2 separate regions of the Mus musculus genome follow, and region 2 is linked to region 1. A link is a loop called in an ENCODE intact Hi-C map of the cell type or tissue named here. Cell type or tissue: heart. All regions are shown on one strand. Each heading gives the region's core, and the rest is flanking DNA. Links, peaks and the distances in the headings are about the cores only.

Evidence for each region. A loop is a pair of places that touch in the nucleus more often than their neighbours do. Peaks named below come from ENCODE experiments on the same cell type or tissue, not always from the same donor. Only the 100,000 strongest peaks of a DNase experiment are listed, where the experiment ranks them.
Region 2: a loop joins it to region 1, with 1.9 times the contacts of the local background. A loop is called at or near these places in 3 of 42 quality-filtered maps.

The regions. Positions count from the first base shown.
Region 1 is chr2:117,632,139-117,637,519 of GRCm38, forward strand. No RefSeq gene overlaps it. Among named protein-coding and RNA genes, the nearest start is that of Gm32210, 70 kb to the right of the region's middle. In heart, for the core only: no CTCF peak of the experiment used is centred there; no DNase peak of the experiment used is centred there.
Region 2 is chr2:118,109,040-118,114,420 of GRCm38, forward strand. It overlaps Thbs1 (thrombospondin 1), which reads left to right and starts at 2,837. Exons shown (of 22, transcript NM_011580.4): 1 at 2,837-3,036; 2 at 3,576-3,670; 3 at 3,931-4,490; 4 at 5,295-5,370. The coding sequence starts at 3,604. It overlaps Gm13986 (predicted gene 13986), which reads right to left and starts at 2,163. Exons shown (of 10, transcript NR_126479.1): 1 at 1,658-2,163. In heart, for the core only: CTCF peaks have their summits at 2,194 (motif pointing left) and 2,402; DNase peaks (open chromatin) are centred at 1,692, 2,222, 2,762 and 4,212; H3K4me3 peaks cover 3,326 bases; H3K27ac peaks cover 3,111 bases.

The DNA.
Region 1 (5,381 bases), core at 132-5,131:
CTGGTTGTCCTGGAACACACTCTGTAGACCAGGCTGGCCTTGAACTCAGAAATCCTCCTGACTCCACCTCCCAAGCGCTGCACCACCACTGCCCGACTTATTTCCTATAAATCTTAATTTCATTATTATTTGATCTGTGACCATCAAAAAACTGGAATACCTGCAGGAAGTGGGCTGAATGGAATGCAGATATGTCTCAAGAAGAAAATATATATTTTTATAAAATGTGTCCAAGTGTGGTAAAGTGTTTGTGGAATAACTCCTAATTTTTGATGCTTCCTCTCACCAGTGGAGGTCTATAAGTCTATCTGCATGGAGAAAACAGAGCTCAGGATTTTGCTTCATTTTCTTCTTAATTATTGCAAAATAATCAGACGGTTGTTTCAACACATTTCCTGTCTTCTGAATTTCTTTAAAAAATACTATAAAGGTTGAAAATAGTTTCTGATTTTATAAATTAGAATAACACGGCTTTTAAAATTTGTGTTTTTCTATATGTATAGATGTTTTACCACCTCATCTTGGATCTCCTGGGAATGGAGTCACAGACAGTTGCCTGCCATTGTGTGGGTTCTGGGACTCAAACCTGGGTCCTCTGTAAGAGTAGCTATTGCTTTTAACTACTAAGCTATCTCTCTAGCCTCTTAAATTTGTACTTTTAAGTTGAATTTCCTAGGCAGAGTTACAAAGCAACATGAGGACTCTGGGAGATGTCTCAGTGTATAAAGTGCTTGCTGTAGAAGCATGAAATCACAAGTCTGGTGTCCAGCAACCATATAAAATCACGTGTGGGGTAGTGTGGTAGCACGCACCTGTATCCCAGCAGGGGTCAATCCTAGGGCCTCACTGAACAGCTGAAGGTTCAGTGAGAGACCATGACTCAGGTAACAATATTGTGGGAAAGCAATTAAATAGACATCTTGACATCCACCTTTGGCCTCCACACAGATGAGCATCCCTGACACAAAAGCATACATACAACACACACATGACACACATATGCGCATGTGCACACACAGAATTTGTTATTTCAAATGCAAGAGAAGGGTTTGTGTGGTGGAGAATAGTTAATCTGCTCTAGTTCCCGGGAAGGCGGGTGATCATACTTCTAGCTACCCACCAAAGAGCTCTAGATTCAAGAATGAAACACACACACACACACCCTTACTTGCTCAGTGGGTGGGCACTTCCTGAGCCTCCTCGTGCTTAAGACATACTCCCTTCTGGTAATTCTTAGTTAATACTTTCTAAATCTATATTTTACCTTTGCTGCCCCAGATTCAGTCAGGGGAGTGACCCCTGTGGGCCTCCATCTTCCTGCCCAGCCATTGGCCATACATCAATTCTTTATTAACAATTAAAACCAGCTGGGGACAGAGACCCTCAGCTTCTGGAAGTGTGGCTTTTGAGAGCCAAATTAAAACAAAGAATTAGAACCAATGCCCAACAAGTTTGTTCCTATAATCATTGTTGTGAAAAATTACTCTACTACAATATTCATGAACCTCAGAAATAAAATGTCCAAGTTAATTTCTTTTTTTACTTTACCCACAAATATGTCTTCTCTATATGTCAAGGTTTCCAATGGAACTTCTCTATCAGCAAGCAAGAGGGAGATACACAAGGTCATGATACCTGCTACTTCTGTGCTGAATATACAAAATAAAAATCTTAGTTGTTACCTTGTCCGTGATGTTGTCTGTGGTTTTGACCCTTAATAGTAGAGGTGGTGTCACAGGTCAAAGCATGCCATGATCTTGTTGATCAGAGAAATCTTTCTCCAAAGAAAGCTACCAAAACCTTCCATGTCAAGCAGATGCCAAGTGCACAACATTTTTATTTTGTCCCAACATGAATGGGAACTCTTTGGTAACCTTTCTGCCGTGTTGTGTTAATGTTTGAAAGGAAGCCATGCCAGTTGGGAAATCCAAGGGACATAAAATTTGTCTGCACTGGGCCTATTTTTGTAATTCTGTTTTTCATGAGAGCTTATTTATCTTTAAGAAGTTCTTATAGAAAACTGAATCAGGTAGCTAGAAGAGCTAAGGATATGTATACTGTGGAGGGCATAGGTGAATGTGGCATGTGTGTTGTATGATTTTGAGCCATGACTGTTAACGAAAATCTATTCTCTAGCATGTACCTCCAATACAGCCCAAGATGCTTGTTAAACAAGAACCTTTTCTTTTAGGCTATTGTTCCCTCTTAAGTCTGAATTGCTAAAACTCATATACATCCACCTCATTTTAGCGGTCAACCACAGGACATCCCTAACAAACTCTCTTTCTCCTTCAAAGTGTGGCTTAAACTTGGTGTGGTCATTGTCACTCTTGGCACTCAGGAGGACCTACTGTGAGTACAAAGCCAGCCTGGGCTACACAGTGACTTTACAGTGAGCCTTGGCTAAAGAATAAGATCATGTCTCGTAAAACTAGGAAAGAAACGTGGCTTGAGATGGGAGGTTTTCTTTGTCTTTCTCAGGATAATCCCCCTTTCATTATGACATGGTATAAAAAGGAAGAGGGAGGAAGAAATGCTGCATAAACACAACCAAGGCTGGACTTTGACTAAGAGATCTGTATCATTTCAAACTGCATAATAAAATATCCACTAACCATGTATTTAAAAAGAGAAGGAGATGCTGAGTTCCTATTAATAAAAGGAGGTGTATAGATTCTTTTAACTCACTTTACTGCCAAAAGTGGAGTCAAAATCTGGCAAAAATATCAGATATAAGTTTTCTGCTTTCCTGTAGCTCCTGTTCTCTTGGCTTTTCTAATTACCCAAACTGACAACTCTTTGGCAGGGGTATTAAAGAGTCTGATAATGAAAGAAATTCCTCAGTCCTGGGAACAGCATCACACTATGCTGTCTTTTCTGGGCTCAGTTTTCATCTGTCAGCTACTATGGTCTTTTGGCTGGCTATGGGGGTACATGAACATTGATGCTCAACAGAGGGATGCTCTTGTGTTCCTTACACTTTCATCAAAAGCGCTGTCTGCTTCAGCTCGACTTGGACCCGATCTTATTTCTTCAGCTGCATAGAAAGATACTTAGGAAAATATGACTCAGCAGACATCTCGTTTCTGATTTCTTCCACAGGCATTTTTATGTTCCTCTATATTGGTGCTTGGAGCAGTATTCTGGTTAGGTCCACTCCTTAGGAATTCCCAGTGACCAGACAGTGGCTGCTGTATTTTAATCTTCATTTGCTTCTAGATTTATTTTTTATTATTTTAACTATGTGTATGTTTGTGTGGGGGTGTGTGTTGGTGGAGACTAGAGGCTGATTCAATCTCCCTGAAGCTAGAATTATCTTTGGTTGTAAGGCACCTGGTCTGGGTGCTGGAAACCAAACTTAGGTCCTATGGAAGAGCAGCCGGTACTTGTAATAGCCGAGTCACATCTCCAACCCCTCATTTGCCTTGTAAAAGTACCAGTTTTATTCACTGTTCCCCTTTATCAATATTTGAGCCATGTGACACAAGGGAAAGTATCATAAAAATTGCACATCTGTAAATAAGTTTTTTAGTGACTAGGGACATAGCTTAGTGGTAGCATACATGCCTAGCATCTGTGAAGCCCTGGCTTCAATCCCTAGTACCACAAGAAAGAAAATTGTGGATGAATCCAGAATTCATAGCTTTACAGAAGGAAAGAATCACTATTTTACTGTGGCTCTATCAATAATAACCTCAAAGGTGAAACAATTTAATGACCTAATCTTCCTTTAGAACAGTGGTACTCAACCTTCCTAATGCTACAACCTCTTAATACAGCTCCTCATGTTGTAGTGACCACCAACCATAATGTTATTTTTGTTGCTACTTTATAACTGTAATTTTGCTACTATTTTGAATCATAATGTAAATATCTGAAATTTAAACGATCTTAGGTGGTCTCTGCGAAGGCGGTCATGACCCAAAGGTTGAGAACCATTGCCTTAGTGTCTAAAAGCTCAGTGGTAAAGAATTTGCATGAGATGACTGAAGTGCTGAGTTCAGTCTCCACTACAGAGAGATGGGAGATGGGAAGAAGAGGGGAGGAGGAAGAGGCAGAGAACGAGGAGGAGGGAAGGGGAGGAGGAAAGGAGGGAGGAGAGAGGGAGAAAGAGAAAATTTTATGGAAGGCTCCCAATTCTAAACTTGCTAATTGATAACAAACCTTGACAAATGAGCTCATCTCCCTGGCTCGGCTGCATTCGTTCGGAGGTGAAGTGCCATCTTTCTCTGCACAGCTATTGAGAAGGTCAGCAGAATGGTCTCTATGGATGAGAGCTGATTTTACCATTTGCCCATGCTGTGAAAATTTTAGACCAGCCTTTGGCACACTCTGAATAAGCTAATGAGTTCCTAAAGTTGTGAAAACTGCAACAGATTGAAATTAAAAAAAAACAACAACAACAATTTATTCAACAAAGATAAATGGGTTTCTTCCCATTGCCAGGCAGTTTAATTCAAAATTGTCTAAGATTTGGAAATTTAAAAATATGAAAGAAGTTTGTGTGTGTCTCAGATGTGTGTAAAATGTACTCAGAACTGTAAGGAATATGTTAAGAGTGCTTGATGCTCTTTTCTTTGTAAATTAAATGGTTGCTATCAAACCACCTCACTCTTATCAGCATGACTTTCAGAGGAGCATATACTATTAGTAGCTTCTTATACATTATTTTAAAATATGCGTGCAGGGACTGGAGATAAGGCTCAGTAGTTAAGACCGAAGTCTTACAGAGAATCCACGTTTGTTTCCCAGCTCCATGTCAGGTGCCTTGAAACTGCCTGTGACTCCAGCTCCAGGGGATCTGATGCCCTCTTCTGGTCCCAGACCAGTCTCATACACATGTGCATGTGTGCACGCACACATGTGGAGAGAGAGGGAGAGAGAGAGAGAGAGAGAGAGAGAGAGAGAGAGAGAGAGAGAGAGAGAGAGAGAGAGATAGGTCTATGCACACAGATGAAAGTCATTCTTTCAAATGTTCATTTGCAAATGGTTACTATTTGAGTAAGATATGATCTAAGTGCTGATTTCTAGATATTTATAGTATTTCTCGAATGCATTACGGGAAAGAAGAATAAGAGTATGTGTGTGTGTGCATATGTGTGCACGTTCATGTAAATTGTTTTTCCCTTTGACTCACATGTAACACCTGTGTAGTGAAATCCACATGTATTTGGAGAGTTCTGATAAATACACACATCTGAGTAACCCTTAAAATGAATCAAGATGTGAAATACTTCTATACCAGCAAGATTCTTCATGCCCCTTTCTAGTAAAACCATGTTTTAACTCCATAATCCTGGCCAGCACTCTGTTTTCTAACAGCACATTTTATTTGCTGCAGGGTTTACATACACAGACTTATGCAGCATCACCTGTGACTG
Region 2 (5,381 bases), core at 153-5,152, 480 kb after region 1:
TAGCTTGAAACTATCCTCTTTAATATCCAAGATATAGAAGCAGGCTAGAAGCCCACCAACTGTCAAATGGAAAAAGGAAATGAAGAAAATATACACAAAAGAGTTTTATTCAGCCATAAAGAATAATGAAGTTATGACATTTGTGGGAAAATGGATGCAACTAGAGATCATTATGTTAAGTGAGATAAGACAGGCTTAGAAAGACAAATGTCACAGTTTCTCTAGTATGCACAATCTATATTTAAATGGGAGAGGGCACGAAAGTAGGATTTATGACAGAGGACCATGAGGCCTAACAGGAAGGGTGGATGGAAGACAAGTGAAAATAATAGACATAAGGTATAGAAGCAGGAGGGGATCCATGCTTGCACTCACTGAGGAGACACACACACACAAGAAGGGGGTAGCGTACACACAGGCAAACATATACATGCACACATGCTCATATGCACATACACACACATACACAAACACACACATAAACACATACACATGCACATATACACACACACACATATGAACTCACACAGACAGACTGTATTCTCCCTACTAAAGATAGTAACTCCTGCTTTTTCCCTTGCTTCTCTACAACATCCCAAGAGTGTGCTGAATTTCTGTCATCTGCTCACAGCACATGATGATCGGGACTTTGGGTGGTGGTGATTGGGAATATGGGTGAGACCTCATAGCTGCCTAGGAACCTCATCTCCTGCAAACCAGGACAGCTGGATTGTCATGCTGTGTTTAGGGAAAGACTCTATGTTTGTATTCAACATCTCCTAGGCCACTGCCAGCTTTCAGTACAACAAAGCTCTCCCATAATGCCTTATCTGAAAGGTGTGGAGGAGGTCAAAACTTGTATTGTGTTGTTGAAAGGAGCCAAGTTACAAACTGTCCACACCCCCTCAGTCTGGACAGCACATGGCCCAAAGGGGCAGACCCTGATTGCTCCTGATCCATCAGCAAGGTGTAGCTGGGCCTAGGGAAGTTGGTGGCTTTACACAAGGAGAGAAGCTCTTGTCTGTGGGCCGCTGACATTCACCTCTGTGGTACAAAACTCATGAGGAAAGAGGGTCTCAAGACCAGCCCTCCCAGGGCAGTCCCAAAGGTTCCTGCAGGAAGAATTAGTGCTGAGCAGGATATTTAAAGCAATCGCCTTCCACAAAGCAAAGAGGACCTGCGGAAGGAACTGGAAGCGAAGAGCAAGCCTGCCTGATGATCCCGAATCTTCAGATTCAGTGGCTGAGTCAGGGCCTGTGACTTCAAGGGCAGGAATCTAACTTGACTAATCAACCAGTAGAAACTTTTACTGCTGGCTCTGAGTATCTGAAGTCTAATAAACAAACACATCTTGGGAACGTACTTATCTACAAGAGGCACTGGCTGTGTAGCTGTGTACCCGGAGTAACTAGGAAACACTCTGTAAGCCCCTCCTTGCGTGTACGCACACATACCACGCACACTCACACACCTTGTCACCGAACACTCCCTCCCACACAAGGAAAGTGAAATTGCTGTGTGATGAGCATAAAGTCCTGGGTGTTTCCAAGGTTTGGGAGTCCAGCCAGGTGTAACTGATAAGGGGAGGGAGCCCCAGCTGTCCCTCAGCCGGCCCCGCCCTGATTCTGCCAAGATCCTTATTTGGTGATGCTTTTACCTGGATCCCTGGACTCAGAGCCAAGCCTGCTCACGCAGGGCCACAGCTGGAGAAGCATCGCCGCCGCTGACGTCCCTTCCCAAAGAGATGAATGGAATTCCAGGCAGCTGGAGTCATCTTGGCTCCGGACCGATGGCATTGAGACCAGACTTCAGAGACAAAGGATCAGGCAGCAGTCTACTGATGGAAAAGTGTATACCCACAGAAATGTAAACCACACCTCGGTTTTGGGAGCCGAAAAAATGAAAAAAAAACTGTTTAGGGAGAAAGATGGGAAATAAAATAATAGGTAGAGAGTAATTTATAACTCTACGGGTCCGTTCTGTAAATAGTGTAAGATCCTGGAGCCAGATGGTTCAGCAAATTCTCCTATCGGGAGTCACGTTAAGAAACACGAGTGGGCACAAAATTGTTTTTCAAGACACAATTTCAATTTTGCCTTGAGGGAGCGGGATATAAATTCGCTTCCTTAAAATGCCGCTAAAAACTCTCCGAAAGGATCCCCTAAATCAGAATACATATACCGCCCCCAAGCGGCCATCTGAGGAAGCAAAGTAGAACTGGGGAAAAAACTCTCGACTTGGACAGTGAGTCGGAAGGCGACCTCCGTGCACGGTCCTGCTGGCCCTGTGCAACACCGTGCTGACACCCTTAGTGAGTCAGACGGAAGGCAGGCGTGCGGGACAGGAGTGAAGCGCAAAGTATAGATGACATGGGATCCCCCACCCACCAGGATTGACTCAGGAGGCAGCTTCCTTTAAGGGGTCCAACCTTTTGCCCTCTTTTATTTTTAAACCAGACTGTCTCGATCCCCAAGCGTCTCTGTCATGGAATTATTCAAGGAGATGTGCTTTAATGAAAGCCTCCCTAAAGGGTCTTAGGTGGTCCCCAAAGAAGCATCGCGTCTGGGGACTCTCATGCAGAACGTCTCCAGTTCACATGGCGCAAGATCCTAAGCGCTAAAGGCTGAGTACGCCAAGGCTGCGTGGGCGGAGACCTATTTTTCTGACAAGTTCCAGGGCTCCTGTGCGGGATCGGAGTCTCCCCCTTCACTTTCAGCCCGAGAGCTGTGCGCCAAGCAGCAGGGGGCGGAGAAATGAACCCGTCCGTCCCCGTCCCCCGCCCCCGCCCCCGAGAACCCTCCCCCCTCCCTGCTTCCTGCCTCTTTAAAAGGTCCTGGGCTCCTCAGTCAAGCCAGCCACTGCCTGGAGTCAGCCAGCCTCATCGGACTTCTGCAGGCAATCGCGAAGCTGCTATCCAGTTCTGCCACGGTCTCTCCCGGCGCACCGGCAGTCTCAGCGTCTTCACCGGACTCAGCGTCCTTGTCCTTCACTTCACCTTTGCCACCTCTCCGGGTTACTGAGCCCCGGTGCACACAGGTAAACCTCCCGCCTCTGCGGAGCACCTGGCCGGCCACCTCAAAGCCCCAGGCTGCAGATGATCAGCGCTACTCCTCATCTCCTACTCTTCCCCTTCTGGTTTTCCTAACTCCTTTATCCTGCCCCGTCTATCCCCTGGAAAGAACTTTCCGGAGCTGGTTCTCTTCAGCCTTCGGGTTCACAAACTATACCTCCAAGACACCCCAAGATTTTCTCCCCAGTAGTCTCCAGGTTACCCCTGACTGTCGCCATCCAAAATACATTCTGTAATCTTGTCTAAAGGGGCGGGGGGGAGGGGACGGACCCAAGTCACTTTATACCCTTTATCCTGGAACTCCAACAATCCCCCTGCCTCTGGCGCTCTTTTTATACTGGATACCGTTTGGAAAGTAAACCCTTCTTTTTCAGCACATATGGGGCAAAAGAAGAAACACACACACACACACACACACACACACACACACACACACACACACACCTCTGCCCTTCCACCTTGCTTCCTGGTCTCTGACTCTGGCCTCCTGTGCTTCTTGCTACAGGCTCCGTGTTGGGCACAAAGGCTCCACCATGGAGCTCCTGCGGGGACTAGGTGTCCTGTTCCTGTTGCATATGTGTGGAAGCAACCGCATTCCAGGTGAGTTTGTGATATATTCATTTTCCTCCCCCTTCTCCTCTCTCTCTCTCTCTCTCTCTCTCTCTCTCTCTCTCTCTCTCTCTCTCGATAGCTCCTGTGTTTCCTTGGAGTCCTTATCTCCTGATAAGGATGCAGCTTCCCTCGCTCAGCTTTCCATAATTGCCATTATTGTCACGAGTTCCCACCTTGGCTCCTCACAGCCAGAACTTTACCCCCTTATACCTAGCCTAGAAAGCCGATTGTCTTCTCTCTCCTTACAGAGTCTGGGGGAGATAACGGTGTGTTTGACATCTTTGAACTCATTGGAGGTGCACGAAGGGGCCCCGGTCGCCGACTGGTGAAGGGCCAAGATCTATCCAGCCCCGCCTTCCGCATTGAGAATGCCAACCTGATCCCCGCTGTGCCGGATGACAAGTTCCAAGACCTACTGGACGCTGTGTGGGCCGACAAAGGCTTCATCTTCCTGGCTTCCTTGAGGCAGATGAAGAAGACCCGGGGCACACTCCTGGCTGTGGAACGGAAAGACAACACTGGCCAGATCTTCAGTGTGGTCTCCAACGGCAAAGCTGGCACCCTGGACCTGAGCCTGAGCCTGCCAGGGAAGCAACAAGTGGTGTCAGTGGAGGAAGCTCTCCTGGCCACTGGCCAGTGGAAGAGCATCACGCTGTTTGTTCAAGAGGACCGGGCTCAACTCTACATAGACTGTGATAAGATGGAGAGCGCGGAGCTGGATGTACCCATCCAGAGCATCTTCACCAGGGATCTGGCCAGCGTTGCCAGGCTCCGAGTTGCAAAGGGAGATGTCAATGACAATTTTCAGGTAAATCTTCTTACCTGTCACAAGGGCTATGTGGAATTAATATCGGTAGACTAAAAATGATTCTCAAATGTAAAGAGGAACAGACACCCCCAGAAGGTTGGTTAAATCATATTACAGATGACCCAAAACTCCAGGGTTTCAGATTTGATAGGGACCCGAGAAATTTTGTTCCTAATAAGAAATAAGTTGTAATGGTGCCAGGACCTGGGACCCATGCTTTCAAAGCTATCAGGAGAGATAAGAAATGGTTTTCCTATTACACTCAGCCTGTTTCAGAATGGGGTACTCCCTGTGCCCTTAGGAAAGTAACTTGTATCAAATGTACCTAGCAGTTTTAATAGGGCATGAAAAGGATACTTTGTCAGTATTTGAGTCCCTGGGCAGGGTGTTCTGGGTGCTTTCAGTATGGATCTAAGGCAAGACATGAATAACAGTCCAGTCATGTGCCTCTGGGACTCCTTACTTGCCTTAACTTTCAGATATTTTTTTTTCTTACAAGCGTGGCTTTGAACGCCCACATTAACTCTTTGTCACTGGAGAGTATCATGTCCTCCAGACTTGGGATCAAATTCCATTTCCTGTGTACCCCAAGCAGCCTGAAAACTGGATTCTTTGTAAAATGCTCCAGTTGGCAGAAGACACAATTAAGATTTTGAAGTTGTTCGGCAATTTATGTCTCTGTGATAGTTTGGCAGGATGATCTTAAGTTCTTTTAAACTTTCTGAGCGTTCACCACAAGCAAACTCAGACTGGCCGCCCCACCCCCACGCCCAGCATTAAACCACGTCTGTCCTCTGCCCACAGGGGGTGCTGCAGAATGTGAGGTTTGTCTTTGGAACCACCCCAGAAGACATTCTCAGGAACAAAGGCTGCTCCAGCTGTGAGTACCCC